Regions from separate parts of the Homo sapiens genome. Here regions 1 and 3 are each linked to region 2. A link is a loop called in an ENCODE intact Hi-C map of the cell type or tissue named here. Cell type or tissue: OCI-LY7. All regions are shown on one strand. Links, peaks and the distances in the headings refer to the core of each region. The heading gives the core; the rest is flanking DNA. Region 1 holds the start of LOC124904475 (a long non-coding RNA gene). Region 2 overlaps LOC107985242 (a long non-coding RNA gene). Region 3 overlaps LOC107985242 (a long non-coding RNA gene).

Region 1 (11,369 bases), core at 1,100-9,099, 840 kb before region 2:
GTAATTGACAAAGTTTTAGCTCAAATTCATCTCGCTGTGAGTCAGGTGTATCCTCAAACCCATCCTGTGGTTGTATCCCCAGTTCCAAAATGCATAATTGGAATAGACATGCTGAACAGCTGAAAGAATCACCATACCTTTTCACACTTAACAATTATTAAGCCCATAATAAATAATAATAATATAATTAAATATTAAATAATATTAAAATAAATAATAAAAGCATTATACATTAACATAAATATTATTATATCATAGAAATAACGATTGCTAAATAAAAATTATAGTAATAAAAGTGGCACTCCTTTATTTTTTATAAGCCTTGTTAGTGTCTGTCTTGAAGATAGCTGAATTCTCATACCTGCTTCTGCATTCAATGTGTTGCTGTATGATATGTGGTTGATATGTCTGAAGAAAATCCAGCCTCATATAAATATGTGGTTGGACAAAGGAAGACTATTGTGATGGCATTTTCAAGTAATTGTGTATTTCTTTCTTTGATAGTACATAAACATTCAACAAGTGGAGGTTTTTTGAGGGTTAGTGATAATGTGGATCTGAAGCCATATCAGTGAACTTCTTGTGTTCTTTTATATCAGAATTCAGTGGCCTATTTTGTATAATACTTTGAATGAATATTTTACCTGGGCATGAAGCTAATCCAGAGCTCCACTTACAACACTGCCTTTTATAACATTCTGATGAGACTAAACATGAATTATAAAACATGAAACTCAGCATGAATTATAATACATGAAATGAAATAGGAATTTACTTGAAAAGAGCTAGAGGTTTCTAAAGCAAGTTGATGAGAACTGATAATAAAACTACAGACACTTTAGGGAAATTTCTGATTTTCATGCCTATTGAATCAGACTGTGGAATTGGAACTGTCTTGATAGTTCTATGAGGCTAATATATACTATTTCCTAGGTGCCAAGACATTCACTTTATTTGGCATTAAATATAAATAGCTATTCATCTATTGCCATTAACCAGCTAATTAACTTTATTACCATTGATAGTTTTTAAATTCTTCAGGTCAAGGCTATTGAGTTCTAATTTTTTTTTGGCAACATCTTTTTTTTTGATTATTATTATTTTTTATTATTATTACACTTTAAGTTTTAGGGTACATGTGCACAATGTGCAGGTTAGTTACATATGTATACATGTGCCAGCTCGTGTGCTGCACCCATTAACTCGTCATTTAGCATTAGGTATATCTCCTAATGCTATCCCTCCCCCCTCCCCCACCCCACAACAGTCCCCAGAGTGTGATGTTCCCCTTCCTGTGTCCATGCGTTCTCATTGTTCAATTCCCATCTATGAGTGAGAACATGTGGTGTTTGTTTTTTTGTCCTTGCAATAGTTTACTGAGAATGATGATTTCCAATTTCATCCATGTCCCTACAAAGGACATGAACTCATCATTTTTTATGGCTGCATAGTATTCCATGGTGTATATGTGCCACATTTTCTTAATCCAGTCTATCATTGTTGGACATTTGGGTTGGTTCCAAGTCTTTGCTATTGTGAATAGTGCCACAATAAACATACGTGTGCATGTGTCTTTATAGCAGCATGATTTATAGTCCTTTGGGTATATACCCAGTAATGGGATGGCTGGGTCAAATGGTATTTCTAGTTCTAGATCCCTGAGGAATCGCCACACTGACTTCCACAATGGTTGAACTAGTTTACAGTCCCACCAACAGTGTAAAAGTGTTCCTATTTCTCCACATCCTCTCCAGCACCTGTTGTTTCCCGACTTTTTAATGATCGCCATTCTAACTGGTGTGAGATGGTATCTCACTGTGGTTTTGATTTGCATTTCTCTGATGGCCAGTGATGATGAGCATTTTTTCATGTGTCTTTTGGCTGCATAAATGACTTCTTTTGAGAAGTGTCTGTTCATATCCTTTGCCTACTTTTTGATGGGGTTGTTTGCTTTTTTCTTGTAAATTTGTTTGAGTTCATTGTAGATTCTGGATATTAGCCCTTTGTCAGATGAGTAGGTTGCAAACATTTTCTCCCATTTTGTAGGTTGCCTGTTCACTCTGATGGTAGTTTCTTTTGCTGTGCAGAAGCTCTTTAGTTTAATTAGATCCCATTTGTCAATTTTGTCTTTTGTTGCCATTGCTTTTGGTGTTTTAGACATGAAGTCCTTGCCCATGCCTATGTCCTGAATGGTAATGCCTAGGTTTTCTTCTAGGGTTTTTATGGTTTTAGGTCTAACGTTTAAGTCTTTAATCCATCTTGAATTAATTTTTGTATAAGGTGTAAGGAAGGGATCCAGTTTCAGCTTTCTACATATGGCTAGCCAGTTTTCCCAGCACCATTTATTAAATAGGGAATCCTTTCCCCATTGCTTGTTTTTCTCAGGTTTGTCAAAGATCAGATAGTTGTAGATATGCGACGTTATTTCTGAGGGCTCTGTTCTGTTCCATTGATCTAATCTCTGTTTTGGTACCAGTACCATGCTGTTTTGGTTACTGTAGCCTTGTAGTATAGTTTGAAGTCAGGTAGCATGATGCCTCCAGCTTTGTTCTTTTGGCTTAGGATTTACTTGGCGATGCGGGCTCTTTTTTGGTTCCATATGAACTTTAAAGCAGCTTTTTCCAATTCTGTGAAGAAAGTCATTGGTAGCTTGATGGGGATGGCATTGAATCTATAAATTACCTTGGGCAGTATGGCCATTTTCATGATGTTGATTCTTCCTACCCATGAGCATGGAATGTTCTTCCATTTGTTTGTATCCTCTTTTATTTCATTGAGCAGTGGTTTGTAGTTCTCCTTGAAGAGGTCCTTCACGTCCCTTGTAAGTTGGATTCCTAGGTATTTTATTCTCTTTGAAGCAGTTGTGAATGGGAGTTCACTCATGATTTGGCTCTCTGTTTGTCTGTTATTGGTGTATAAGAATGCTTGTGATTTTTGTACATTGATTTTGTATCCTGAGACTTTGCTGACGTTGCTTATCAGCTTAAGGAGATTTTGGGCTGAGACAATGGAGTTTTCTAGATACACAATCATGTCGTCTGCAAACAGGGACAATTTGACTTCCTCTTTTCCTAATTGAATACCCTTTATTTCCTTCTCCTGCCTAATTGCCCTGGCCAGAACTTCCAACACTATGTTGAATAGGAGTGGTGAGAGAGCGCATCCCTGTCTTATGCCAGTTTTCAAAGGGAATGCTTCCAGTTTTTGCCCATTCAGTATGATATTGGCTGTGGGTTTGTCATAGATAGCTCTTATTATTTTGAGATACGTCCCATCAATACCTAATTTATTGAGAGTATTTTGGCAACATCTTAAAAATGTTACTTTGCCCATCTATGGCTGCTTTCCACCAACCCATTCAGCATAGGTGACATTTCCCTGCTATAGATTTTCTCTCCCTTTTACAGAATGGAGACTCATCTATACTCATTAACATTTCTAAAGGCTACTAAAGATGAATATTCTCATAAAAGCGCCAGGTCATTTTGATTTTGTTATTTTTCATTTAAATGATATGTATGCCGTGACTATGTGTAAAGTGGATCAGGGCTGAAGATACCACACATTAGTTGATTCCCATTGTGAGGAGAAGCATATGACAAGTTTTCATTCTAGAGTCCTTTTCAGTCTCCAGTTGCCAAGAAAGTTATGGATATACAGTTACGTGTCTCTTGATGATGGGGATGCATTCTGAGAAATGCATCGTTAGGCAATTTTGTCATTGTGCAAACATCATCATGTACCTACAGGAACCCAGATGGTATAGCCTGCTACACATCTAGAATATATAGTATAGCCTATTTCTCTTAGGCTAAAAAATTACACAGCACATTATTGCACTGAATACTGTAGGCAATTGTAACACAATAGTAGGTATTTGTATATCTCAACATATCTTTAGCTGTTTACATAGAAAAGGCAGTGCATTGTGGCTCTGACATTATGATGGCTATGCCACTAGGCGATAGGACTTTCTCAGCCTCATTATAATCTTGTGGAACCCTTGTCATATATGTGATCTATTGTTGGCTGAAATGTCACTCTGCAGCGTGTTACTGTCAATTGTTTTCAGTAAGAAAGTATGTTGATAAAAGTGCAATTTTTGTCCATGAAGAGGGGGAAGCATATTATCTTTTCTATAATTTTGTTTTTGTATTTCTTGTTTTCACTCAGAAGACAAGGCTGTCTGTCTTTATACAGAAGCTCCTTGACTTATTATGGGTTTAAGTCCCAATAAACCTATCACATGTTGAAAATATCATAAGTTGCAAATTCATTTAATACACTGAATCTACTGAATATCGTGGCTCACCCTAGAATTCTGTAAATGTGCTCAGAACCCTTATAGTACAGTATTTAATAAATTACATGAGATATTTAATACTTTATTATAAAATAGGCTTTGTGTTAGATGATTTGGCCCAGCATTGCCAGAGAATATTGCATCACATATTGCTAGCCCTGGAAAAGATCAAAATCCAAAATTGGAAGTACAGTTTCTATTGAATGTGAATCACTTTTGCACCATTGTAAAGTAAAAAAATCATAAGTCAAATTGTCAGAGGATCCAGGGGCCCTCTGTACTTTCTGTTGGCTTGACTATGACAAAGGGAGACTGATTTTGTTGCTAACTTGCACAAGTATATAAAACACAAGACGTTGGTATATAGTGTTACGTACATTTTAAAAATTACCAAGCACTTGAATGTCCTCTCAAACATGTGTACATATCTGTGGATCAAGTTCCTCCCTTAATTGTGGGTAAACTAAGCCTATTTATGCATAACCGGCTACCTTTCAGTTTTTAATAAGGTAAAATGCTGAATACTTATTTTTATAAAGTCTCTCTTGCTGACCTTTGTGGAATTAGTAAATTATGTTGATAGCTGGAACTTCATTTCTTAAGAGGTTTATAAACCTCTCAGGACCTTTGTTTTTTCTGCAAGTGGTAAAACCCAGGTAGAGCTGAGTAGAGAGATTTGTTTGAACTTTCAGTCCTAGCAGGTGTGGGGCTCACTTTCACCTCTGCTATTCACAATGTTCCTACGAACTCTTTGGTTCATGGGATTGCAGAGAGTCCTGACCTTCATTGCTTGAGCTGTGTTCCATTTCTGTGTCACCTTTCATCTTATGTTCTTGGGGAGCCTTTACAGAAAGAAAGGAACACAGCGCATCACTGATTCCCTCACCCCTTCTATGCACAGCTGACTTCAGTTCCTTTTTAAAGCCTCAGCTTGTGTCTCACCTCTGGCAGGAAACGTCCATCATCCTCTCTGCCCTCTGCTTCTGGGCCACATTCCTCTTATGGTATCTTTCACATGCCCCCATTATGACACAGTCCTCACACTGTGGAAAAAAACACACATCTTAAGTGTCTCTGTCTGTCTAGATCATGAGATAGAAGATTTCTTTCTCTCTGGTGCTTGGTACTGTGTCTGGTATAGTCAGTGAAGTGATCCAATGGTGCTAAATTGGCCCCACAGTAACCAGGCAGGGAGTCTGTGAAACGTCATGGCTTAGCCACCTGTGCCTTCAGAGTCTTGCGAATTAAAGGGAGAGGCTACACTTGAGCCAGTGGGGAGTGGGGGTGGAGAGAGGAAGTTAAACAGAATTTCAGTAAAATAGGGTCAAAGGAGTAGCAGAGCATAAAAGGACACTATTCTCACTAATATTTCTGAGATACTTGTGTAGCTAAGTCTGTACAAAAAAATAGTTGTTGCTAGGGTAGATGAGTCAAATTTCACATTTTAAGGTAAGAATATCCCAGTAAGGGCAATGGGGTTATATTATCTGATACTACTTTCTCTTGTTAAATGTTCTATTAATATTGCAAGCACATTGTATAAATTCCAGTTATCAACTATGTTGATAAAGAATGAAAAAAACCTCTCTTATGTTGCTATTTTTTTGAGGAATTGGCGGCAGGAGGGTGAATTTTTCCATAAAGGCAAGGTGGGGATACACTTGAATCCCCAAGCTCCTTGAGAGGACTCTTTGAGATCTTGTAGCACCAAAATGAAGCGCTCAGTGGCCACTTTTATAATACTCTAGTGAAATCTGGGATTTAGTTTTTCTGTAAATTATTAAATAATTTCTCAAATAAATATACATTATTTAATATTGATTTCTCAGGAGCTAGTACAATACTTAATATATAGAAAGAGGCCAGAAAATATTTGTAAATATCTCTCCTAGAGATTTACCCAGAGCAGCCATATGATAGTCCCATCTCTCCAATGAGTAATGGTAACTTTTTCTTCTTATTTTTCCATCCCATCTCAACGTCTAAGTTCATCTAAAATCATTGGAATTGGATAAGATCTTTTAGAAGACCTACACTTTTGGCATCTCTCCCTGTTCTTGCTGCCTCCTGTAGGCTCTTTATTCTTAGAATTGGAGGAAGTCTGTGGACATCAGATGAAGATGGAAAGACTTTCAAAGAATAATGCTGTCTATATACTGGAAATGAGAAGGAACTCATTAAAAGCAAATTTAACGTGACAATATCCAAGGAGGACACTATATATTTCTTTTCACTTTGGGCAGGCATAAACCTAGGTCAGCTATCTCCTCCATCTCCTTCCTTTGGGCAAATTTCTCGATTCAATTTTATCTTTTAGAAAAATGGCATGTCTGTGGAGGAGGCTGAGGGTTGAGATCTTAAGCAACACACTCTGATATTGGAATGTTAAAAATAAATGCCTCACACAGCAGTTTGCCATTTGAAGAGACTATCATGAAAAGATTGAGAAAGTGGTTGAAATCAATTTAGCTGTTCTTTATTCTACAATGAAGAAAACAGAGTTCACATTATTTTGGTAAAAAATATTTTTGAAACAATCAGTTTGTTAGGTGTGTGAATGAAATTTACCACTAAGTCATAAAAAACCAAAAAACCCAAACCAATGGAAAACCTTACCCCAACTTAACCCTAAGCCTCAAAGGCACTGAGGCACACATATTTTAAGAATAGATATGCACATTGAATTTCTTCTCACACATCCATTTGTGAATTAGGGTCTGATTTCTCATTTTTAGATCTCATGTAAACTTGTTGACACCAGTGGGTAAAAGTGCTGAGCGTGTTTTATAGAGAAGAGTATTCTCATTATGTATGACCTGGGGCAATGCTTTACAGATTTTGGTACCAACAAAATTGTTTCTGTTTGAGTGCCCACAGAAATGGACTTTCAGACAGGCTTTTAGTACAAAATAATTTATTTGAGAAATGTATGAAATGCCAGAAGGGAAATAAGGAAGTGAGATGGGAAACGGAAGGCAATCAATAGAAGGTACATCATCAAGCCAGTTACTACTAATTGCCATTATTACATAATACCAGGGGGAAATTGGGAAATGGTGTAGAATGTACACTTCACAGCTATCCCTCCTGGGGAATGTGAAATATGTACATCTATATACCTATGTCTCTATCTATCATTGATCTATCTCTATCTATCTATTATCTATCTATCTATCTTCCATCTATCTATCATCTATTATCTATTATCTGTCTTTAAAAAATCTATCATCTATCATCTGTCTATTTAATCTATTATCCATTTATCATCTATCTTTCAATCTGCTATGTATCATCTATTATCTGTCAATCTATTGTCTATCATCTATTATCTGTCAGTCTATATTATCTATCATCTATTTTTCAATCTATTTATTTATTATCTATCATCTATTATCTATCTATCTATCTATCTATCTATCTATCTATCTATCTATCTATCTATCTATCTACCTATTTCTCTATCTTATCGTCTATCTATTGAGCTAAGTATAAATTCCTCACTCCTATCAGTCATTGGTTGAAGGTTGCTCCAGAGGGGTTAATTCCAGAAACTTCTGGCCTACTATTTGCTGAGGTAGTCCAGGCTTTCAGAAGCTTCAGAGAAAAGCCCTCAGGCAACAAGATTTTGACAGGTGTGTACAAATTGGCCCCTAGACACTGAGGGCACCAGCATATGTTGGTGCATCTGAGGGGCCTACTCTGCATCTACTGTGGTAACCATTTGGTTTCTGAGAGGGCATTCCTGTGTTGACCACTGAAAGTGTGAAATTTCTTTAAAGTTTTGTGTTTTAAGATACCAATAAATGTAAAATGTGCATTTTGTTTCATAATATATTTGTTATTAATTATAAATATGAGATGTTTAAAATCACTTATCAGTAGAATAACATAATGTTTTGCCCAACCTAAAATTTTTTTACATGAAAGAAATGTCTTAGCCTGACTTCCTTTGAAAGCAGAGCTTAAGACAAGTCTTGCATGCAAGTTTATTTGGGGACTAATTGCAGGGGCCAGGGGTGAAGGGCTAGGGGCATAGCAAAGCTAGGAAAGCCAAAATAAGGATGAGCTATCAAGTTGGCTACTGCTGCGGGTTGAATGGTGCTGGATGTTGCTGGGATCATCTAAGAAGCCTATCAAAATTAAATATATTTCAGAACTGTCCAGCGTGGGGACCAAAGTGGAAGCACGTATCCACTATCGGTTCCCCAGTGGTCAATGGAAACCCCATAGGCATTAACTATGCTCCCTACAATGTGGTGCACACCTGAGTGATGATCAGATTCAGACAAGTCCTGGGATAAAAAGCATAGGCCAAGGTTCAGAGTTGTCAGATTACATTTTGGGAAGGTGGTAGGAGCCTGTGCAGAACTGATTGCTGTAGCAGGGGCTGAAGTGTGGGGTGGGCGGGCTAGGAAGACCTATAATGGTGCACGTGAAGTGCCAATACAGTGATGCTTCAGGAACATGTGAATAAGAGTTGAGGATGATAAGAGGCATACTCTAGGGGGAGGTGTGTGGTTATTGATATGCTACTCCTTTGCCAAGATCCAGCACTCTTTTGCAGAATCCAGATGCATTTTGACAGTCTCTTTCTGTTAAAAGAAATTCAAAATTCATTCTTCCTTTCCCCTCACAATCATTTCTTAATTTTATATTATGATACAGAGTTAATTTATTAGCCTTTCAAGGTTATTTGTTAGAATCATAAGTTTTAAGACCATTTGAGAAGATTCAACATATATAAATAATTTTTCTTTCAAAATGTAAAAACCCATTAATATGAAAACATATGGTATATGTTTCATAAAACAAAACAGAAAATGTAATTACTTATAAATAATCTTCAGTTTGACTCTATTCTCATCATAGCCCACATTCTCCATTGTTACTCTTGAAAATGGAACCCTGCTTTTCCAGTATCCATGTAAAGGAAAGGCAATGAAGAGGTGGTCTAATTCCAACTATGCTGGCAGCTACAGCTCTCTCGAGCTAGAGACTCAGAGGGAGTCAGGAGAATCATTTATTAGACTAAATATTCAATGTGTAGTGTCATAAAGTAATCAATACTACATCAGCTGCTGCTGGCCATCCCAGCTCTATTATCTGTGAAATGGGCTGGCATGACATTGGACCCAGGGGAAATGGGAGGAAAGCCTCTGGTCAAAGGATGCTTTATTTTACTCTACAGAGAGATGTAAAATGCATATAAATGAATGTTTAAATATTTGATTTAAGCATTTGGTTTTATTGGTTTGAATACACTATGAGTTTTATTACCTCAGTGAAGAAGTCTTTTCAAAGAAAGATTATGGAAAGCCTTTTCAGCATGTGTGATTCCCCCCAAAAAAGATGCTTGTACTGTTTTTTTTAGTCATTCCTAACAATTAATACTACTGAGTCCTAATGAAGAGGATTATAAAATGTTCCCTTACTTGTGACCACTTCAAATCAGAAGGTATATATGATTTCCTCACCCATTAAGCAGGCATAATAATCATGCTTTAGTTTAGTATACACGAGATTTAGAACAGTGCTTGGCATATAGTAAGCTCTCAGAAATGGTAGTTGTTAATATTATTATGTTTATATGTTGTAACCCGCTTTGGTTACCATATGCTTGTCTAAATCTAGGCAGTAAAAACATCCAAACATTCCAAGCAAATAACAGGCTAAATAAAGATGCTATTAACAGTACTACAACTATAGTTAATAACATACTGCATGCTTGAAAATCACTAAAAGAGTAGAATTGAAGTGTTCTCACCACAAAAAAATGATAAGTATATGAGCTAATGCATATGTTAATTAGCTAGATTTAGTCATTCCACATTGTATTCATATTTCAAAACATGTTGTACACCATAAATGTATATAATTTTTGTCTATTAAAGATAAATTTAAAAAAACAAATAATAATAAACAAGAACACAACTATTTTTAAACCTAAAACTTTAACACCAAAGGCAATGCATAATTTTGAAAATGAAGTATGTGGAAAATTTAAGCCATATCTTCAATTATTTCTCAAATATCCTCAATGTATATATTATAGGTAAAATGTACCAGAAACAAATTTCTTCATTTATTCAGCAGATCTTTAGTGAATTTCTACAATGTGCTAATGCATTAGGTGCAGAAGATTCATCAGTGATGAGGACAGTCAGAGTCCCTGTCATCAGTGGGCTTCAACTATAATGAGAAAGACAAGACAATGAAAAAGTAAGCAAATATATAAATAAGGTAACTATGGATTGTAATTAGAGTTTAGGAAAAATAAACATAATGAGATAGACAATATCTGTGGGAGGCTACTCTAGAGGAAGGCTAGTGAAGACTTCTCTGAGGAGGTGACATCTTTGCCAAATGTTGAGAATGAGAATGTCAGTCAAGTGAAATGGGGGTAAGAGGAGAGGAGGGAGAGGAAGCATTTCAGATAGAAAGATCAGCACATGCAAAGTCCTAGAGGAAGAAAAAGAGTTGGTGTGTTCAAACAATATACAGGAAGGAAGACGATGTTCTTGCACTATTGTGAATGAGGGGAGTGTTGTGCAGAGTGAGGTTGAATAGGGCACAAACCTATGGTTAGAAACTTGGTTTTATTCTGAGAGAAATAGGATAACATTGAAGGATTTTAAGCAAGGGATAATGCAATCTAACTTATCTTTTTAAATATCTTACTATTTTATGGGGAATGAGTAATTGGTGTTGTGGGAGTGATACGAAACAGAAAACCAATTCAGAGACTGTGGAAGGAGTCCTGGAAAGAAACAGTGCCTGGAATATGGTGGCTGTACAGATGGAGAGCAGTGAAGTGACTTGAGATGCGTTTTGGATCTGTAGGACTTGTTGATGGCTTGGAAAGAATGGGGAAAGAAAGAGTCATTGATTTTGGCTTGAATAATTCAGTGGACTGTGGTTCTGTTTCCTGAGTTGGGAAGGACTTTTTTGTCTTATGAGATGCCTATTACACATTCAAGAGGAGTTTGCAAGTAGGTGGTGGTGAAGTCTGGACTTTGATCTAGGTATAAATTTGAAATTTGTTATCATAGATGATATTTAAAAGTGC
Region 2 (11,369 bases), core at 1,308-9,307:
CAAAAAATTAGCCGGGCATGGTGGCTGTCGCCTGTAGTCCCACCTACTCGGGAGGCTGAGGCAGGAGAATGGCATGAACCCGGGAGGCAGAGCTTGCAGTGAGCCGAGATCGCGCCACTGCACTCCAGCCTGGGCGACAGAGCGAGACTCTGTCACAGAAAAAAAAAAAAGAAAAGAAACGGGGACACAAGATAAGCAAGACGATCAGCTGGAATCTGAGGAAGGAGTCTTATAGCAATCTTCTTGAACATTACAAAGCATCTATGATTTATATTTATGAACAATCCGGGTAAATGGTTTAAAAGGTTTAAAGGATCTCAGGGCAGGAGAAAATATTCCCCCAAAAGCTATTTTTGGATTTGCTGTGACTGTGGCAATATTAACAGTTCTCCTAAATCAGTAGTTCTGAAACTTTGGTATAAACTGAGGAAGTTGTTGATGTTTTTATCCCTTAACGGTGTGATGGAAGAGGCCTAGGATTGTGACTGGTATAGGGAAAACCTGCATATCTGCAATTTAGCATGCAAGAGAGGGTAGCATTTCTTTGGCTATATTTTGAGAAGTACATTCCGTGTGAAACATTTTCTCTTCTTGTGAAATACAACAAGTTGTTCTGCCCATTCATACTAATTTATCCTCTAATATTTTAGACTAACAGGTACATGGCTATTTGTGCTGATTGGGACACCATTAAAACAGAGATATACATTTAAGACTTAAGAAAGATGCATTTCCTCAGTATTTAGAAACTAAATCTAGGAACAATAAAATTAAGAAACAATAAAATTAAGAATATATATAGCTCAGAAAAGGTGAACGTAAGCAAAGCAATGACATGGGAAATAATGCCTAGTTTATTTTTTACGGCATTTAGAAAGACTGTTTTTTGATAGTCGTGTTTGAAATACATACTGAGTATTATCAGTTCTTTAGATGCAGTCGAGAAACTCAGAGGTTCTTAAACATTTTGTAAGGAAATCCTCAACCTTCGTAAGTATATTTCTGAAACTTTCTGATGTGTAATATTCTTATATGATAATTTTATTAAGGCCTATAATGGAAGTATCCGTTGATACTGTTAAGCCAAAATTTTATCTAGAATTCGGATTTTGTTACTATCAGCTGATAAAAACGTGGACAATCTTTGGTGAGCAAACTTTCAGTTTTGGCAGTTTCACTGTTGTGTTTGTGTGTGTGCATTTATTTCAGCAAGTAACTTCTACTATTACATTTTAGAAAAATAAAGAAAACATGGAAAAACCCATTGTAACTAATAATAGGTGTCCTTCTTATAAAATTATGGCAAAATTGCATTTTCTTCCATGCTTAATATGGCATAATTTGAACCTTAATAGGACATCACTACATTTCAACATGTAGGCTACAATTCAATTTAAAAAAATGATATAATTGAAAAGCATATAGACTTACAGGCATAAAATAATGCTTAAAATTATGAATAATTAGTTTTTTTGATTTGATTTTTAGTTGTTCTTTACAACAGTGCCATGACCATGACCAACATCTACACATAACCACAACTTTAAATCTGTTGAAATTTAACAGTTGGTTTTTTTCAGTCGCTTTCAGGAATAAATTATATGTAAAAGCAGTGGGCTGCTCAGCAAACATGAATACATAATCATAAATGTAATTATGCATGTCCACATATATGCATGTGTACATAGTCTTAATAATGTAGGAAAAATTCAAATTTGAACTTAATTGTATCTTGTTTGAAATAACTCATGATATTTTATGATGTGTTTAATAGTGGTACAAAATGCGTATGTTTCTTTGTATGAATTCTTTGTTTTTCCAAAACCTATTCTTTATTCTTATCTTTGGCACAGAATTGATTGTCAGTAAACATGTATTTGAAAAAAAAAAAAAAAGACATTTATTGGATAAGTTCCTGTTGTTTCCCTTTGCTTCCCTGATAGTATAAGAATTTCAGCTTTATAAACCCTGCTTTTATTTTAAGAAGAAAACAAATTTGACATTCTCTCCATGAAGCATGTGTAGTCTCTAACCTTCTGTTCTGAAAAGTTTAGTTAATAGAGTACATTGTATGTTCCAAGCACTACGTGTTTGATAACTTAATAAGTTCTGGTACTGACATTTGAAGGCCTTGCAGTTTAGTGTAAATTTTATTGTATTCACAGTCAAAATCACAACATCAATTTGATGTTCAAATGTTTTATTACTTCCTAAATGATTATTTTTGTACAATTAGATTTGAAGCTTCGTGAGAAAAATAAAATTATCTTTTGCTACTTCACAGATCAGTAATAATTTTTGATTCATCTCTTAAATTTCTAGTGAAATCCAGATAATAGGTCAAAACTCCAGATGAATCATCCTTGGTCTTCTGATTTCTTTCTCATCACACATTCTGTCTATTACAAAATTATTTTGGCTTTGCCTTCAAAATATGTCTAGAATCTGACCAGTTTTCTTTACTTCCACTGCTACAGTAGTTTAAACCACCAACATCTCGCACCTAAAATACTAGAGGAACCTTCAAAAAGGTCTCCTTTATTCTGCATTTTCACCTCACAAACCATTCCCAATATCACATCCAGAGTAATCTTGTTAAAATGTAAAGGAGGGAGGTCAAACCTCTGCTTAGAGCATTACAATGGTTCCTAATTTCACTTATAGCCTAAAATCTTCATAGTCACTTTCAACACTCTTTATTACCTAAAATACCCCTCCTTCTTTCCCCTCTTCTTAACTTTAATTCTAACTATTTTTTCCCTCATCCACTCCATCCACATTGACCCCTTGCTAATGTAAAACATATGAAGACAATAGGTATTTGCTTTACCTGCTATCTCCACTACACAATGCAAATGCCCGCCCCACCCCACCCCACACTCTCAATTTCCCTTATTTTGTACTAGTTTTTCTTTTCATGGGCCTTATAAGCTTCTTACTGGTATCTTATTGGTACTTATCTTGGTTCATTGGTATTTCTCATTAAAATGTAAGCTCTACAAAGCAGAAGTCTTTATACATTTATATTGTATATTTTTACAGAGATTTCTGCAGATAGATCTGTGATTAGAATAGAGCTTGGCAAATATTAGGTTATCATTAAGTTATTTTAATATGAATAATTAATAAATGAATGAAAAAGTGAGTGATTCTGAAAAGCAAAGTCCCAGAGTTATATATATTTAAACAATGTAGATATTTGAATTTTCAATCAGAAATCACAATAATCCTTACAATTTATTTTATTTTATTTTATTTTATTTTCGAGACAGAGTTTCGTTCTTGTTGCCTAGGCTGGAGCGCAATGGCGCCATCTTGGCTCACTGCAACTTCTGCCTTCTGGGTTCAAATGATTCTCCTGCCTCAGCCTCCTGAAAAGCTGGGATTACAGGCATGCACCACCACACCCAGCTAATTTTTTTGTATTTTTCGTAGGGACGGCATTTCTCCATGTTGGTCAGGCTAGTCTCGAACTCCCAACCTCAGGTGATTCACCCGCCTTGGCCTCCCAAAATGCTGGGATTACAAGCATGAGCCACCGTGCCGGACCAATCCTTACAACTTTAAGGATGTTTTTCATTCCTACATATTATTGAATTTATGTACCAGTTTAATGACAGAAGTAATTTTTTTTTTTTTTTTTTGAGATACAGTCTTGCTTTATTTCCCAGTCTGAAGTGCAGTGGCATGATCGTAGCTCACTGCAACTTCTGACTCCTGGGTTCAATTAACTCTCCTGGCCTCAGCCTCTGGAGTAGCTGGTACTACAGGTGTGCACCACTGCATCTGGCTGAGTTTTTGGTTTTTTGAAATTTTTGTGGAGACAGGGTCTTGCCATGTTGCCCAGGCTAGTCTCAAACTCCTGGCCTCAAGTGATACTCCCACCTCAGCCTCCCAAACTGCTGGGATTACAGATGGGAGCCACTGTGCTCATCCAGAAGTAATTTTTGAACTAAAACATGGCAGATCATTCCTGATTTGCCTTGAGAATTGCAAGACCTCTCCTCATAAAATATATGAGAATGGGAAAATAGCCACAATATGCCATTATGTACAGACAAATCCAAGAAGGAATTTATTCAGAGACCCAGAAACATGGAAAGTAGGTTGATTATACGGGGATAGATTTCAATACAGAACATGAAAAAAGACTTGAGAAAAACACAAGAATCTATGTGGGAAGTCGAATATCATTCCTAATAATGCAATTTTTTAATTATTAAGTATCCAGAGTTGCAGTTACCCAATCCCAGTGTACTAGATAAATGGGAACTCAGAAATAGTGACAAAAGCAGGAAGAAAATCATAGTAATTGGGAAGAATAGGCTAGGAGTTGGATGTGTAAATCGCATTTCCTGACTGAGCACTGTGCAACGTGGCCATGCCACAGTAGAGGTGCAAAATGGTGGCTGCTCATTTGGCCTCTTCCCACTCCAACAGCATTCTTTTTTTATAGTGTCTATTTTGAATCATGTAGTTTTCATAACCTATACCCTGATATTAATTTAATGATATAAAATAATGCAAATTATTTTATAATTGCTCTATGATGCATTTCTTTACAAAAGACAGTGGATTTGTAAAGACATCCATTTTTATATCCTGTTGTCTTCACAAACCCACTCATGGCTACTGGTCAACATATCAATTAAAACCCTATAGGAAGAGCCAATAATTATGTTTACTTATATTCAGGGCAATGAAAATGTCAGCACATTCAGCATCCTTATACGATTACAACCTTCTGTATACTTCAGAACACATATGACAGGTAATTTAATATCTGGCATAGTGGAAAATTCCAGCAAATCTAACAACTCCCTAATGGCATCTTGCCACAGATGTTTAATAGGGGAAGAGAATGTATCAAATCTGTATTCCTATTTAAGTCCTAGAGAAATGAGCTTGTTTATTTATAGCAAAACAATGCTTTTACAGTAGCACTTAAAATATATTGCCTGTCAGTTTTAATATTTATTATGACATAAGTGACTGATAGAAACAGGAAGAAATAATATTTTAAAGACAGAAAGATACAGCTTTGTTGAATTCTTTCTGAGACTCAGGTTAAGAAAGCTGTAAGTGACAGCTACTTTGAAGGAAGAATATTACTTACTAGAATTTCAAATAATGAAAATAATAAAACAGATAAAAGAAAAGAAAACTATTATTTTCTTTCAGACTATAAATTTCCACTTCTATGTAGACGACAAATCACTCATCGCTCTCTAGCATGTATGCAAACAGATAGATTAAAAGCTAAGTAACCAAAGAAATGGAAAGATCAACTTTCTTGTGACAGAACATCCAAAAATGTCAAGAGGTAACTTTGGGAAAAGAGATTACAAGAGAAGACTGAGCACATTTCATTTCCTCCCTCCTTTCTTGAAGGAGATAATCAGTCATGAATATCATCGCTTTTTTTTTTCCATTTTCTCCTTTTACAATTTTGAGTTGATTTTGCCCTTTGAAATCACTTTCTCTAACCTCTCCAGTAAAAACCAATACCTGAACTAAAATAAAATAAAAAACTTAAAACAAACATTTATATTTAAATCCTTTTTAGTCCAAATTTGGGAAGAAGAGAAATAGCATAAAATAATGGCTTGTTACAGATGTATTTTTCTATTATTATTATTTTTTAAATTTATAACTTTTATTAACAAAACAAACTGAGGAGAAGGGCCAAAGAACACTGGTTTTGGAAGTTGGATGAATAAGTAAGTGATAGAAACAGGGTTAAAATATCAGTAAACATAATTTTCCCATGGGTAACTTCATAAATGACTAAGTAAGAACTGATTAAGTATTTTGGTTTGCATTGTTAAAGATTATGAAACTCAAAAAATTTACAAGCCTCTTGAAAATCTTAAACATACAATATTTAAAAATATGCAGCTGGTTCTTGGGGAAATATAGAAGTGTCATATAAATGCTCATTACAACATATTTCAAATTATAATAATGCTGATATTTCTAACAAAACACAAGAGCCCTTGTGACCTGCTTCTATCCAAGTGTATCTTTAATCTCACTTACCTTTTTTATGTATGCAAGTGGTACGATGGAGATGTAGGGCTTCATGAGAGAGACAATGCATGCAGGAATGCACCTGCATTGCCCCTGTTATGCAGCTAGCAGATGGAAATGTGGTTAAGAACTTCCTCTTATACCAGAATGTTTGCTCAGAAGGGACTGTCCCAACTTAGGCGCAGGTGTAATAAATCAACTAAATGTCCTTAACTTGACTCAAGCTCATTATAATATCATTAGCATGACATCTGCATTGTGGTTTCACCACCACCACCCCTACTACCCACTGGGCCTTTCTGTGGTGCTTATGCATAATAATTAAGATGGAATAACTATGGACAAGAACGCACCTGGGCAGTAAGAACTGGGACCAGGAAGCAACTAGGAAGTAAAAGGTTGTGCAAGATGCAAATGAGAAACACACCCCTAGAAATGAGGTTTTTAATCCCCTAGGGCAACCCACTTTTGAGTCCCCTCTCCTTACTGAGCGCTTTCTGTCACTTAATAAAGTCTATTCTGCCATACTCACCCTCCTATGTCCATGTACCTCATTCATCGTGGTGGTGAGACAAGAACTCAGACCTCGCTAAGCTAAGGAGTAAGGCTTCTGCAACAGAACAAGCCAGAATTTCCTACATGAAATATTTATTTTCACATCTTTGTGATGTTCTGACAGTGTGCTGAAGGAAAATGACTTTTTTCCATTCTTTATTTTAAAATTTTGTATTTATTATTAAAGACTCATATTAAGTATTTCCTTTAAACTCCTTTCCTGGATCTCTGATATGAGTTGAATTTACCTCATTTACGATGGCAACCTAAACATACCATTATATCATCACTTAGTGTACTGTATAAAAATCTGTTTTCTATGGGTTACCTCTTCTACTAGGCTATAAGATCCCTATTTTGATTAACCTGGCTTTACTTACCTCTGTCTTTCAGTGTCTAGAATGTGCTAAAAATTTTTATCATAACATAATGAGGTCATTCTTAGTACTAGACAATTGGTAATAGGGTCCAGCCCCCTTGGTACCCATGGAATTAGCAGTTAACTTTTTGGCTCCCACAAGTAATGAGATTTATTGTACACCATCATCAAAATAATAAGTCTTAAAAAGGAGTATATCCTGCAGATGTAGAAACTTTACTACACATTATAACTACATCTTTTTGCCTCTGTTTATTCTGAAAGAAAAGCAATTTAACCTGATGTTTTAACGTCATGTGGTGCATACTATATAATATTAAAGCATGTAAATGGGGTGGTGGTGATCAATGCCTTGATAAACTTAGTTAGTGGTTTTCTTTCAACAGGCAAACCTCTAGGCTTAGTGTAAAGACGTTCTATGATATTTGTTCTAACCAGGACTAAGTCACTCCTTGTATTAGTAAGAAAATACTGTGGAAGACTAGAAACAAGGTGGTGGGGGTAGGGGTAAAAAGAAGAAGAGAAGGGGCGAGGATGAGAGGGAAGGAAGGGGAGAGGAAGAGAGGAGTAAGTGGAAGAGAGAGAGAGGAGAAATAAAGACACAGAAATAAAAAGAAAGGGAAATAGAAAAGATGCTTTCTTCTTCCTTCCTTGCTTGCTTGATTGCTATCTTGCTTGCTTTCTTTCTTTCTCTCTTTCTTTCTTTTTCTTTCTTCTTTTTCTTTTTTCTTTCAATGAAAATGTGTCATAGGAACAAATGTGGTGTTCCCTCTGAGACAACTACACTCCCAGGTGCCTCTTCCAACACATTTTCGTTCTCTTTTTATCATGGCATAGACAATTGTCAGCACTGCTGAAAACTAAATACAGAAAAAGTTGGTTGAGGTTATACTATTCCTTTCATGCTACAATGATGTAACATCATTAAGATCAAAGGGAATTGTTAACTTTCCTCTAATAATAAAAAACACACAAAAATACTGAAACCTTGGATAGGCTTACGAACATTTTAAAAGGCAGAATAACTTTCCCTTACTCAGGATAAATTTTGCCTCTTATCTCTAAATATTATCCTACTGTTTGACAAGAAATAAAAAAATTACTAAATCTTTCACATCCCATATTTTACTGCTGTCTATATTTTACATTTGATATAAACATTTTACAGCAGGTATTGTACACTGAAATTTGGATTCATTTATCTCATAAAAAGGAATACAAATGATGGATTGAAACACCCTGGTATCTAAAATTCTAAAAACATTAATATTTTTACTGAAAGTTATAGATTATATTAACACCAGGGTATAGTCAGTGAAAATACTCCCTACAGTTTAGTGTCAATAGTCTGAACAGCAGTCAGTTTTCCATAAAACATGAAAGCCAACAAATTCTGTTATTGGGTAACAAGCTGATCTAAGCCTAATCTATAGTTATTTACTTGAATGGTACAAGTGGATAAAAACATGTAACATCTTTTAAATGCTTATAAAAAATTTAAAGATAAATGCTAGTTTAATTATAGTCATATGCAAATAGGTTTTATTGTTAATACTGAATATAAAGTATAAAAACATAAATTATAGTCTTATGATAGAGACAAATGTCAGCCTTAATTGATGACACTCTATAAGCAATTTTCTGCTTGTAACATTTGTTTTAATTTTCTCACACAAATAACAGAACTTGCATTCATATAATTAAACATACATGGACTATTAATATTTTTGACATCATCTAGGGAATTTACTTAATTACGCTTCACTCTCTAAAACGTGTATTTACTGTTAAATTCTGAAGTAAATAATAACATTCAACAATATTTTCTATACCTCTGGAATTATAAATCCAGGACTGAAAACAACCCATGGAAGCTTGATCATCTCTCAGGAAAAATGTTCTGTAAGTCTGGAATATATACAAGTAATATTATCAATCACTAACTGTAAGTAAATAATTAATATTATTGTAAGGGCTATTATTTAATCTTTTAATCTACATATAGGATAGGTGTTTCATTTAACTTATAAAAATAATTATATAAAAATAAGAATTATTACTGCTTATACAAATTTTGAGGCTTTGCAATTCTGCTGCAGTAATATGGCTAAAAATAAATTGTACAAAGAAACACTTAAGGACATATAATGTGAAAGTATATGTGAATACAGTCAGAAATATTCTGGTAATGACTAGATATACGAATTTAGAGGATTGTTTTCCTCATCTTGTTAAGGTTTATTTGTTTATTTATCTTTATTTGTATTCAATAATCTTTAGTCCTAGAAAATTTTAGGGGAGAGTAAAAGAGAGTAAAGACATCCGTAAATTGTATGATTCATACTATGACCCAAAGACTGAGATCATCAGATATTGCAGAGAAAAAAAATCTTTTATTGAAACCCTCAAATAGTTTAGCCACAGTATAAACTGTAGAAGATGAAATGATGAACAAATATTCAATGCTCATACCCAAAAACAGGGGTTTTCAAGATTATTATGCTTCAGGATCACCCTGAGGGTGTGTTAACACACAGATCACTGGCCTTCACTCCATGCTCCCTCCTCCTGAGTGTCTGATTCAGTAGGTCTGTGATAGGGCCCAGGAATTTGCATTTCTAGTGAGTTACCAGTTGCTGCTAGGATAGAGACCACATGAGGGTCCTCCACCCAGGCTGTACAGTAACTCATCTCCGGAATATTTATCCCCTAAGTTCCTCGCATAATTTATTGTTGGGGAAAGCACTGTTGTTTTCTGAAGCTCTCCATATGAAAGGGCAGTCTCCAGGAATTATGTAAAACTTGAGTTGGGCATTGATATACGGATTGGGTCCACAAAGTTTTAAAAAAACACAAGAGGATATTTACTGATAACAATTACAGTTACATAGCATTTTCAACTTATAATGTATTTGCTTATGCTTTTTCTTGTTTAACTTTGGTCTTTACAACAACTCAATAAAGGAGGCAAGTATTATAATTTCTTTTCTTTAGAAAAGTGATCTGAAGCTCAGTAACATCCTTAGTTCATAACTTTTGTATGCATGTTTGCATAATTGAAATGAAAACATTCTGGCTGCAAGTTAAGTGATTATGGCTGTATACCCTATGCACCATATGCTTATTATGTCTATGAAACAGTAATGAGGCCAACATGGCCAGAAAGACTCCATTAGGCAGTAGTGAAAAAAATATGTAGGATATTTGGATAAAAGTAGATATGCGTAGGGTAGGACAAGACTATGGAATGTCTTGAAATCAAGTTAAGGAATTTGAAAGTTGTAGCAATCAATAAAATCAGTGTAAAATACTATCCTGCAACAGAAAGACGTGCAAATCATACACATATATAATATCTTACTATTTGGAATCTATTTTCTACTAACTTCAGGAATTGACTCACTCCAAAGCTGTAAAAAGAAAACAGAACATGTGTTTCTTCTAATTGGTACAGTCAGTCTCATTACAAATCCTGATCCCCAAAGTAGGAGGCTGGCGGGGGTAGAAAAGGAAAAGATACACAACTAAATTCCATGCAAGTTTTCATTCCAAGACTATTTTCTCCTGCTCTTCATTTTCTCATTAGGCATTGAGAAAAAAGTGTGGTCTTCTTGGCTGTGGGAGGCAGCATGGCTGGATCTCATGCTGGTTGCTGTGCTTTCTCTGCTGTGCTCTGTCTGGCCCAGCCCATCTGAGACACTGAGAGCTGTTGCTGAGGGCCACTGGCCTAACCACCACCTCTTCCCAGGCAAATGCACATTTGGACTGGTGTAACTTGTGGCCTGTTCTCTTTACATGAATAGTGCTGACCAACCCCTTCACTCATTCCTCATAGGTACTGTGGGCCCTACTAATGACTCTCTCACTTGGCTTACATAAGCTGCTCTCTAGCTTTTAGTAAAACATTACTATTCTTCATGGTAAAGACATCTGATAATCGTCTCCATCAGAGAAGATGACATCTTCCTCTTTGTCTTTCAGGAGATGTGCTAGGTTATGTCCACTTAGGAAGCAGGACCCAACATAGCACTAGACATACAAAAGACTTATTGGGGGAAACAACTGGTTGATGATAGAGGAGAGAGGCAGAGAAAGGAGGGTGAGCTTGCAGATCATGATGTGTAGGTTTGACCCCTGTGAAGGAGAAGGGAAGGAAGAGTTGGTGTGGAGAGTCTCAGACTGTAATGCGGTTCTAAGAAAATTTCTGCCAGTCATATAAAGAGTCATTGAGCTAAAGTCTTCCATTGGCAGAGTTGTGTGTCTCTCAGAAATTAGTCTGCATTATTACTACCAGCATGCCCAGTTGTTGGCTAGAAGGAGCCCAGGAAGGGTGGTCTCTATTTGAAAATGATGGATCCGAGGAAGGCAGCAGCAGTGACTATCGATTTTACCCCAATAATAGAGA
Region 3 (11,369 bases), core at 1,769-9,768, 64 kb before region 2:
AAGAAGAAAACTGATATGAAAGAATATTGCATTCAGCAAAATTATCCTTCAGATATGAAGGAGAAATAAAGTTTTTCCAAGACAATCAAAAACTGAGAAAATTTACCATCGCCAGACCCATTGCAAGAAATACTAAAGGGAGTTCTTCAATCTGAAAGAACTGAAAAAAAAAAAAAAACTAATATGCAAAAAGAAAATTTTGCAATGTATAAAACACAATGGTAAGTTTAAGTATAGAGACAAACCCGGAATACTCTATTGCTGTAATTGTGGTGTGCATTCCACTCCTAACTCTAGTATGAAGTTTAGAAGACAAATATATCAAAAACCATAGTAGGTTACAGCAACCTGTTAAGAGATAGATAACAAATAAATATGTAAATAGAGACAAGTAACCCAAAATATGAGTCACATAAAGTGTGTATATATATAATATATATATATACACACTTTATATATAAGTATATATATATACACACTTTATATATAAGTAAATATATACACACTTTATATATAAGTATATATATATATATTTGTATTTTTACCTTTATATCTATTCTTAATTGTGATCTAAGACAAATTTTCATCTAATTGAAAAACATATCTATGAGATGTTTTTGTAAGCCTCATGGCAACAACAATGCAAAAACCTATAATAGATTAAAAAAAGCAATAAATGAAAACATGTAACCAGAGAAAATCACTTAACCACAAAGAAATACAGGAAGAAAGGGGCCGGGCGCCGTGGCTCACACCTGTAATCCCAGTACTTTGGGAGGCAGAGGCAGGCAGATCACGAGGTCAGGAGATCGAGACCACCCTGGCTAACACGGTGAAACCCCATCTCTACTAAAAATACAAAAAATTAGCAGGCGTGGTGGCGGGAGCCTGTAGTCCCAGCTACTCGGGAGGCTGAGGCAGGAGAATGGCGTGAACACGGGGGGCAGAGCTTGCAGTGAGCTGAGATCCTGCCACTGCACTCCAGCCTGGGCGACAGAGAGAGACTCCGTCTCAAAAAAAAAAAAAAAAAAAAAGAAGAAGAAATACAGGATGAAAGGAAGACAGGAAAAAAGAAAGAGAGGAGTAGAAATCGCAAATAAACCAGAATGCAAGCAACAAAATGGCAGTGGTGAGATCTTACTTATCAATAAGAATGCTGAATGTAAATGATCTGAATACCCTAAGTCAAAGGCGTGAAGTAGCTAAACAGATAAAGAAACATGACCCAACCATATTCTGGCTTCAAGAAAACCAATTCACCCTTAAAAACACACATAGTCTGAAAATGAAGGGATGAAAAAAATAGTCCATGCTACTGGAAACCAAAAAAGAGCAGGAGCAGCTATACATTTATTGAATAAAATAGACTACAAAACTAATATTCCAGAAAGAGACAAATAAGGTTAGAAAATGGTGATAAAGGAGTCAATTCATTAGGAGGTTATATTACAAATATTTATGCACCCAACATCAGAGCTTCCAAGTACATAAAGCAAAGAATAATAGATCTAAAGGGAGAGATAGAGTGTAATGCAATAATATTGGGGGATTTTAATACCTCACTCTCAATAATGGACAGATCATTCAGACAGAAAATGAACAAGGAAACAGTGCATTTAAACTACACAATATATCTAATAGGCTTAACTGACATTTACAGAACATTTCACCCAATTGCTGCAGAATACACATTCTTTTCATCACCACATGGAACATTTTCTAGAATAGACCATATATCAGGCCATAAAACAAGACTAAGCAAATTCAAAAAATAGAAATTATATCTAGTGCCTTTTCTCACCAAAATGGAATAAAACTAGAAATCAGTTACAAGAAGAACCTTGATAAATAAGCTAATATATGGAAATTAAACAACATGCTCCTGAATGACTAAAGGGTGAATAAAAAAATTAAGAAGACAACTTCTTAAAATAGATTAGATTGAAAAAAGAAATGCAACATACCAAAACCATGTGTTACAGCAAAAGCAGTGCAGTAAGAAGTTTATAGCAATAAACAACTATATCAAATAAGTAGAAAGACTTCAAATAAAAAACTTAATAATGTACCTCAACCATTAGAAATACAAAAACAAAAAAAATCCAAAATTAGCAGAAGGAAAGATAATAAATATCTGAGCAGAAATAAGTGAAATTGCGACTGAAATCAATACAGAAGCTTAATGAAACAAAAAGTTGGTTTTTTGAAAAGGTAAACAAAATTGACAAAACTTTGAACAAAGAGAAAAGAACCAAATAAATAAAATTAGAAATGAAAAAGGATGCATACCTGAGACCTCAAAAATATGAAGAGTTTTCAGAGACTGTTCTGAATAACTATATACCAACAAATTGGATAACCTAGAAGAAATAAGTTCCTGGAAACATACAACCTACATAGATTGAACCCTGAAGAAACTGAAAACCTCAACAAATTAATAACGAGTAACAAGATCTAAACTGTAGTAAAAAAAAAAAAAAAAAAAAAAAAAAGCTTCCCATAAAAGTAAATCTCAGGACCTGATGGCTTCACTGCTGAATTTAACCCATCATTTAAAGAACTAATACCAATCCTACTCAACTCAACAATAAATTAAAGAGAAGAGAATATTTCCAAACTCATTCTATGAGGCCATTACCACGATACCAAAACCAGACAAGAATACAACAAAAAAGAAAACTACAGGCCAATAACATTGATGAACACAGATGCAAATTCCTCAACAAAATACTAGCAAACCAAATTCAACAACACATTAAAAAGACAATTCACCATGGTCAAGTGAGATTTAGTCCAGGAATACAAGAATAGTTAAACATACACCAATCTGTAAATGTGACATTCCACATTAAGAGAATTAAGAACAAAAATCATATTATTATTTCAATAGGTAGACAAAACCCAGTTGATATAACATTGCTTTATTAAAAACCCTAATCAAAACGGTTATAGAAGAAACATATCTCAAAATAATAAAGGCCATACATGACAAACCCAGAGTTAGTATTCTGAGCAGGGAAAAATTAAAGTCCCTTCTTCTAAGGACTGGAACAAGACAGGATGCCCACTTTCCCCATTTTTATTTCATGTAACACAGAAAGTCCTGGTTAGAATGATTAGGCAAGAGAAAGAAATAACAGTCATCTAAATTGGAAAAGAAGAAACCAAATTAGTCTTGTTTGCAGATGACATAGTCTTAAACCTAGAAAAACATGAAGACTATCACACATTTTCTAGAATTGAGAAATGAGTTTACTAACGTTGCAGGATACAAAATCAACATACAAAAATCAGTAACATTTATATACATCAACAATAAATAATCTGAAAAGGAAACCAGTAAATCAATCCCTTTAGCAACAAAAATATAAAGTATCTAGGAATCCTTCTAATTAAAGGAGTGAAACATCTCTACAAGAAAAACTATAAAATTCTAATGAAAGAAATAGAAGGGAACACAAAAAAGTTGGAAAGATAGTCCATGCTCAAGGGTTAGAAAAATTAATGTTCAAATGACAATATCAACAAAAGCAATTTACAGATTTCATGCAACCCCAATCAAAATTTACTACCAAGCCATCATAACCAAAAAGAGACATATAGACCAATGGAACAGAAAATAAAACCCAGATATAAATTCACACATCTACAGGTAACTCATTTTCAACGAAGATACCAAGAGCACACGATGGAGAAAGGATAGTCTTCTTAATAAATGGTAGCAGGAAAACTGGATAACTGTCTACTGAAAAATAAAACTAAATCCTTATCTCTCACCATACACGAAAATCAAATAAAAATGGATTAAGGATTTAAATCTAAGACCTGAAACTATGAAACTGCTAGAGAAAAAAAAAACACCTGGGAAACATTCCAGGACACTGGTCTTGGCAAAGACTTTTTGAGTAAGACCTCAAAAGCACAGGCAACCAAAGCAAAAATAGGCAAATCCGACTAAATCAAGCTAAAAATGCTTCTGTACAGCAAAGGAAACAACCGATAAAATAAAGAGACAATTCCCAGAAAGGGAGAAAATATTTGAAATCTATCCATCTGACAAGATTAATAACCATAATATATAATAAGCTCAAACAATTCAATAGCAAAATAAGAAGAAGAATCCAAAATGGGCAAAATAATTGAACAGACATTTCTCAAAAAAGACATAAAAATGGCCAACAGGTATATTACGAATTGCTCAACATCACTAATCATCAAATAAATGCAAATCAAACCACAATGAGATATTATCTTATACAAGTTAAAATGGCTTGTCTAAAAATTACAGACAGTAACAGATGCTGGCAAAGATGTGGAGAATGAGGAACCCTTGTACACTGTTGGTGGGGATGTAAATTATATATTTAAAATACAGTCACTGTGGGGAACAGTATGGAGGTTCCTCAAAAACTAAAAATAGAACTATCATATGATCCAGCCATTCTACTACTGGGTATATATATCCAAAAGAAAGGAAATCAGTATATGAAAGAGATATATGCACTGCATAGTAGCAAAAATATGGTATCAAAGTAAGTGTGCATCAATGAATGAATGGATAAAGAAAATATGACATACATACACACAATGGAATATTATTCAACCATAAAAAAGCATGAAATCCTGTCTGCCACAACTTGGATGGAACTGAAGTCCATTATAGTAAATGAAATAAACCAAGCACAGACAGGTAAGTATTGCATGTTCTCACTCACATCTGGCAGCTAAAAATGTGGATGTCATGAAGATAGAGAGTAGAATGGTGATTACCGCAGGCTGGGAATGGTAGGGGGAAGGGATATCGAAGGGAGGAAAAAGACACAAAATAAATCACAATGTGAGGACAGCCTCTCTTTATTGAATTAGAAATAAATATTAATTTGAATATAATAGTTTAAGATGAACACACTACACACATTTCCTCTTTTGGTTTTTAGATGTTTTTCCCTCTGATCCATTATTCTTGTACTTTAGTGGAGTGTTTAGGACAAGATTCTTATTGGGGTTATTGGGATAATTTTGATGGTACTTGTTATTTGATTCTTAAATAGGTGATTACATAGCTTATCTAAAATTTAGAGATTTTTGAGTAATGCTATTTCTTTGAAAGCACAATTACTTAATTTTGGATTGCTCATTATAATGAATTAATTGTAATCACATTAAAAAGTACTGCTATGATAGACTCCTTAGGAAACATGGAAGCATCATATTATCAACTTCAAAAACAACTGAATCTAGATTTTGTAAAATCATCTTGCATGTATTAAGTTTGCCTTCTGCATATTTTAAGGAGGGCTCTGAGTCTAACAAATAGCGTAAATGTTTATTGGTTACTGTTTGAAAATTTTTCAAGAGACTCTAGAATGATACAACATACGAATATAGTCTATTTCACTAAGGATATTAAGATCAAACAGAAAATTCAATATGACAGTGAAGCATATGAGTTTAGTGTATAGACTTAGTGGGTCTGAAACTTAACAGTGCCACGTACTTTATTTGAGACCCTGAACAAGTTACTTAAATTTACTGTGCCTCAATTTCTACAGATATATATATATATTATACTATATAATATATATTAGGATTACATATATCCTACAGTCAGACATCTTTTCTATGCTCTTATAGTATCTTGCAATTTATTATAATAACAAGAAAAAATATTTTTGTTCATTATATATATTTACCTATACTTTATTGCTCTATGATTGCAGCAGTCATCCTTTTATGTTCATAGCTGTACTTCTTTGCCAAATACATGGCTATTACTTAGTGAGTATTAAGTAGTATCTTCCCATAATTAAAATTATGTATAAATGTATATTTGAATGCAAATTAAACTCTTTTATTAAACTAAATCCTTCCTAGACTGGTGGTCTCTAACACCACAAAAATGTAGTTCCCAGATAAATAACCTAGGCAACTGCCGAGTCAACTGGGCTAGTCAACTAAATACCTAGACCACCTAAACACCCTGGTCAACTGGAAATGCATATATTTCCAAAAGTAGATTAGAAAAAAATGAGAATAATTAATAATGAACTGAACAATACTAGAGTTTGATTTAGAGACAACAATGTGGAGAAGGAAAAGATTTTCACTACCTTGTTCTTGCTAAATATCTCTCACTTTGGAACTGTGATAACTTGGACAATCTCTCTGATTTGTAGTCCCAATCACAGTCTTAGGCTAGCTTTATTGCTACAATTAAGATAATATGCATAAATATGATACATGAGCTATAAAATGCATCTCATTGCCAACATTCTCATCTCAGTTTTAAGCACAGGGCACAGAAACCTAAAGTGAAAACTCCACACTATATATCATATCAAAACATAACAGAGGCAAGTATTACAAAATTAAATTAATATTTTATACTATTGTATAATATAGAAATAGCTACATATGTATTATATACTACCAGGATTTTCACTTGTGAATGATATATTTACCTCATCATTATAATAATGCTTAACCAAGCAACAGATGTTCATTTTGAGGAAGCTATTATTGTAACATAGATTGTTAAGGTTAGCATAGTGACAAAACCACAAACCGCTTACAGCCACGAGTCCTTCTTCTCCCAGTAGCACTATAGTTTAACTTTATCTTTCTTTGACCTAAATTCAATAAAAGGGGGAAAAAGAATCCCTGTGTCTTTAAAATACTGTTAAACCACCACAGTTCAGTAATTTATTTGGCTTTAGCCTTTGCAAGCTAACTGTCTGTAGTTGCAACTTTACAGATTTTATGTATTCAGTTTGAAAAAAAAAAAAAGGCTTTTTTTTCCCCCAAAAGAAGCTAGCTGTTAACAGAAAGAAGAGAAAAACAAGATTTATCTTATCCAGCTCCATCCAAAACAAGGTGCTATGCTTTCTGTGACTTCAATTTGACAAGTAAAGCCCTGGGCAGGCATGTAGTATCACTGCTTGTCACTATAAGGCAACAGACTGGAAAAGACATGAGATAGTGTAGAAATAAGCAAGTGTAGCAGGTAACTAATTAAGATTAGGAGTGCACGCTGGAAGATTTTCTAAATCCAAGACACCCAATCCTTCCATATCTACTGTAATACAAAACATATACAGCTGGCATGCAACAAGCTCATCTTGGAAAATGTATGCTTTTTGCTTTGTAAAATTTAAAGTAAAAATGGTAGATGAAATGAAAATCTGCAAGTGAGGCAAAATCTGTGTTGACTGCCTTTGTTGTAGAAGTTTGTCTCATTCTGAAATAAATCTTGATTTATTCCAAATTAGGAGATTTAAGTATTTCAATTTCCAATTTAAAAATAATTCCTTCTCTTTGTCTCTGGCAGTATATAATATGTATGTGTATAAACATATATTCACCTTAAAATTTAATATGTGAATACCAAAATATTACATAGAATTATGTGTAGTCTTGTTTCGCCACTGTTCATTTTTTCTCATATTTAACTCTCATGAAAATTTCCCTCATTTTTTTGAGTGTTGTTTCTATCATTTTATTTCAGTCATTTCATTCTTTATTTTCTTCTATTTTTCCTTTGCTCTACAGTCATTTGGGGCATTGTTTTCTGTATCAAGATCTTTTTACACAGACTATATTGCATGGGAAGGCGGCATGCAAGAGTAATGATATGCAAGGTGATTTTTAAAATAAAATATGACAACTGTTGAAAAAGCATGTTTTATCTATTTCTCATTGTATTTTCTCTTTTTTGATACTGTATAGAATCATTAGGATAAACCAGTTGGCAATATACTCAGAATGAAGAAAACAGTGCAATCCCTGTCTTCCAGGAAATTATAACAGGTTAGGAAAAAGTCACAAAGTGCTTCACCGCATTTTTTTTTCCTCATGTGTTATTCATCAGTATTTCCATGAACTTCCTCAGGTTACTCAGGATCCAAGATAGCATTATACTTACATCATTTATAACAATTGAAGCTCAGAACAAACAGATGTGAGGTTGAAAATGAATCACCTGAATAGCAGCAGTTAAGAATTCTTCACACTTAGCATACACAGTGACCTCCTGATGGAAAAGAGCAATTTTCAGCTGATTGATCACACTCATTTTCCTTTTTCTGAAATTATTATTCTAAAGAAATAATACTGACTGAGTTATTCTGGCCCTGTTTTTCATAATGTCTCCATTGTATTTCCATGTAGTTACCTTGAGTTTATGGAATTGTCTCTGTTGCAACTCAGAAGTCATGGTTCAGCTATTGAATCAGGAAGTTCTGGATATTTTAGAGTTACTTGAAACTTTTTAGGTCTTATAGTTCATTTGGATGGAGCTGGAGGCTATTATCCTTAGCAAACTAATGCAAGAACAAAACCCCTCACTTATAAGTGGGAGATAAATGATGAGAACACCTGGACACAAAGAGAAGAACAACAGACACAGGGGCCTACCTTAGGGTGGAGGGTGGGAGGAAGACAAAGAGCAAATAAAATTAACTAATGGGTACTAGGTTTAGTAGCTGGGTGACAAAGTAATCTGTACAAGAACCCCCAGTGACATGAGTTTACCTATATAACAAACCTGCACATGTGCCCCTGAACCTAAAACGAAATTTTAAAAACAAACAAAAATCATAACAATGTCAACGTGTCCATTTTTAATGGGATTCCATTAAGCTGTGTATATCTTGCCAATTGGCAACCTCTGAACTAGCTGGTGAGCATTTGTCAAAGTATTTTCTTAATTTCAGTTCCATTATTTTGCCAACTCAGTTTTGTAAACCAACTGGATCACAATGAAAACTGCTTAGGAAAGGTAAAAGCTGCCAGCAGATATTTCTTGTAATTTCCAAATATTACACTTAGTAAAAGAAATAAAACTAGTAGAAAATGTAAGCTAACAATTTAATGTTTTACAGTGCTTATAATCTTGTTACTTTCCTCCTTCATTACTATTTCTTGGTTTATCTAGACTTTTTTCAGGATTGTATATATTTTAACTCCCCTTGTCTGGTTGAAAAAAAAAAAACTTAGCCTCCATCTTCATAGTTTCTGAGTAGTGCATTTTGTATATAATTGAAATACTTTTCCTCTAACTTTCATATATAAAAAACTACAGCACAATGAGGAAACAGCCTGCTGGTCTCTGCACATAAATCCTATGACCCCAAGGAGGTTATAGCTCTCTTTTGTTACTATTCCTCTAATGACATAAGCCTGAAATATCCACCTGATCGCATTCCTACTAACACACATAAAACCTCCAGGTCATCAAAGTTCATGATGCTGGATATAAAGTTACCCATTTATTTTATTTTATTTTTAGCTGACATATTAATTATACACATTTATGATGTACATAGTGGTGTCTTGATATGTATAATGTATAGTGATCCAACCAGCATAATTAGCATCTCCATTATCTCAAACATTTATGATTTCTTTGTGTTGGGAACATTCAATATCTTCCTTCTAGCTATCTGAAACTATACAATATATTATTGTTTACTATAATCACATAAAAAACCCATTTTAAAAATGAGTCATTGTATGTGATTGACTGCTACTCATTTCAACAATTCATACCCAGATGTATATTTGGATTACAACATAGTAAATATGAGAGTGTGATTGTTCAGAGATTTTGCTCTCCTTCAAGAGAATGCTTGTGATGCAAAAACAAATAATTGAAAAGAAACTGAATTTTTCATCACATCAGCAAGCTCTGAATAAGTATAGTAGATGACAGTATACACCACTTCAATATGTAATGTTTACACTAACATGACTTTTCTCCTCATGGAAGAATGTGCCTCTTCCAGCTCGTTCATAAAATTTAATTCCAACATGTGCCACCATATCATGTAAAACCACACATAAAGCAAGATCATGTATTTTTATCCATTGTAATTTGTTAAGAAAATAAAAGATACAGTCAAATAAATGTCATTGTATGAAAAACTTGAGAAATCTGAACATCGACCTTACCTGTGATCTCAGATTTCTACAGTGATTTGCTTACCTATCATTTGTGTTTAATGATGCTGAATTTCTCCTACTACTTCAGGAAATCACAGAAATACATTTCCACTTCTAGGAGCATACTCTTCCACCAAAATTAACAAACAAATGAACTGGACTATTCACTCTAATCTTCTGTTAATATCTGCAGTAATTTCATGCTGCTTTAAACTAGTCTATTATACACATTTTAATAACAATCATTTCTGAAGTAAGAGAGATTGAGTCATTGGGAAAATTGGATTTGCTAAAAAGATGTCAACGACTTGGATTTCTTTAAAAGGGAGCAATTTTTCTAGGAACACAGGAAATGGGTCAAATAAATACAATGCCTCCAGAATTTAAAAGAGTACCACAACACACTATATTTCTTTCTTAGTGATGTATAGTATCATAACTTACTCCCAGTCAGTGGACACCCAAAATGTCAGGCCTTTCCGTCTGCAGTAATTACTTCCCAGTCCCCTGCCAAACATGTGTTCTTTCAGTGGGTCTAAAGGAGTGCCTACAAACTATTGATGGTAAAGGATTGTTACGGAAGCTTTGGGGTGTCAATTTTCTTTCTGGAAACCTCGGTGGCCAGTGGCGCCTTTCTCGGGTTCTTGTCCTGCATCCAGAAGAATGAGGTACGCAGACATGTGAAGGGTGAACAGGATGAAGATGAGCTTTATACAATGTTACAACAGCTCAGAGGAGACCTGCAGTGTGTACCTACTCTCTGCAGCAGGCCATCCATGGGCTTTTCAATTCTCACCAGAGGAGGGTCTGGAGAGGGTGGCACCTGTCTGCTGGCATGTTGTTTCTGCAGCTCTCAGCAGAGAAGGTAGCTAGCTCCTCTCTGCTGAGAGCTGGTCATCCCAACATCTCCAGCTCTCAGCAGAGTGAGTATTCCTCTCTGCAGCTGGTGTCCAATTGTTTCTCTGCCATCTTCATCCTCTGGCCATTATCTGCCCTACTCTGGCTGAGTCCAGGGCTTTTATGGACCTCAGAGGGGAGGAAGTGCCAATTGGTCCATGGGCGGCCATGGGCAGGTGGAAGAGGCACCAGGAGTCCCCACTCTGGTCCCCTGCCTGATAGTGTGGCCCCCAGCCTTCAGGCCCTCCCTGGCTTGAGGTGGGGCCTTACTGGAGACCCAACCCCTTCTGCCCAGGAATCAATTTAACTCCCACTGCCATTCATGGTTCCCGGGGCTCAGCCCCAACCCCCAATCTGAGATTGGGGCAGGCTAGGAGGGAAGAGAGGCCAGGCAGCAGGAGGAGACACCCCCAAGCCTGCAAGGTAGGGGAGGAGGGCTTCCCAGGCCCCAAGGGTGCAGGCTACAAAGACACCGTGTCCTGTACCTGGGAGGGCAGCAGCAGCTGTACCTGGGAGGGTAGATCCTGCCTGTT

The links. Peaks named below come from ENCODE experiments on the same cell type or tissue, not always from the same donor. Only the 100,000 strongest peaks of a DNase experiment are listed, where the experiment ranks them.
Region 1: a loop joins it to region 2, with 2.9 times the contacts of the local background. A loop is called at or near these places in 3 of 110 quality-filtered maps.
Region 3: a loop joins it to region 2, with 5 times the contacts of the local background. A loop is called at or near these places in 4 of 110 quality-filtered maps.

Annotation. Positions count from the first base shown.
Region 1 is chr1:193,443,881-193,455,249 of GRCh38, forward strand. It overlaps LOC124904475 (a long non-coding RNA gene), which reads left to right and starts at 10,405. Exons shown (of 9, transcript XR_007066777.1): 1 at 10,405-10,522. In OCI-LY7, for the core only: no CTCF peak of the experiment used is centred there; DNase peaks (open chromatin) are centred at 5,241 and 5,531; H3K4me3 peaks cover 1,570 bases; H3K27ac peaks cover 2,449 bases.
Region 2 is chr1:194,283,557-194,294,925 of GRCh38, forward strand. All of the region lies in intron 2 of LOC107985242 (a long non-coding RNA gene), which reads right to left. It overlaps LOC105371670 (a long non-coding RNA gene), which reads right to left. Exons shown (of 3, transcript XR_922390.2): 2 at 8,797-8,872; 3 at 7,683-7,824. Among named protein-coding and RNA genes, the nearest start is that of LINC01031, 980 kb to the left of the region's middle. RefSeq lists a silencer at 6,010-6,210. In OCI-LY7, for the core only: no CTCF peak of the experiment used is centred there; DNase peaks (open chromatin) are centred at 4,793 and 6,165; H3K4me3 peaks cover 3,136 bases; H3K27ac peaks cover 5,274 bases.
Region 3 is chr1:194,219,442-194,230,810 of GRCh38, forward strand. All of the region lies in intron 2 of LOC107985242 (a long non-coding RNA gene), which reads right to left. LOC124904475 (a long non-coding RNA gene) reads left to right here. Exons shown (of 9, transcript XR_007066777.1): 9 at 1-106. Among named protein-coding and RNA genes, the nearest start is that of LINC01031, 920 kb to the left of the region's middle. In OCI-LY7, for the core only: no CTCF peak of the experiment used is centred there; DNase peaks (open chromatin) are centred at 6,540, 6,900 and 8,380; H3K4me3 peaks cover 2,607 bases; H3K27ac peaks cover 4,607 bases.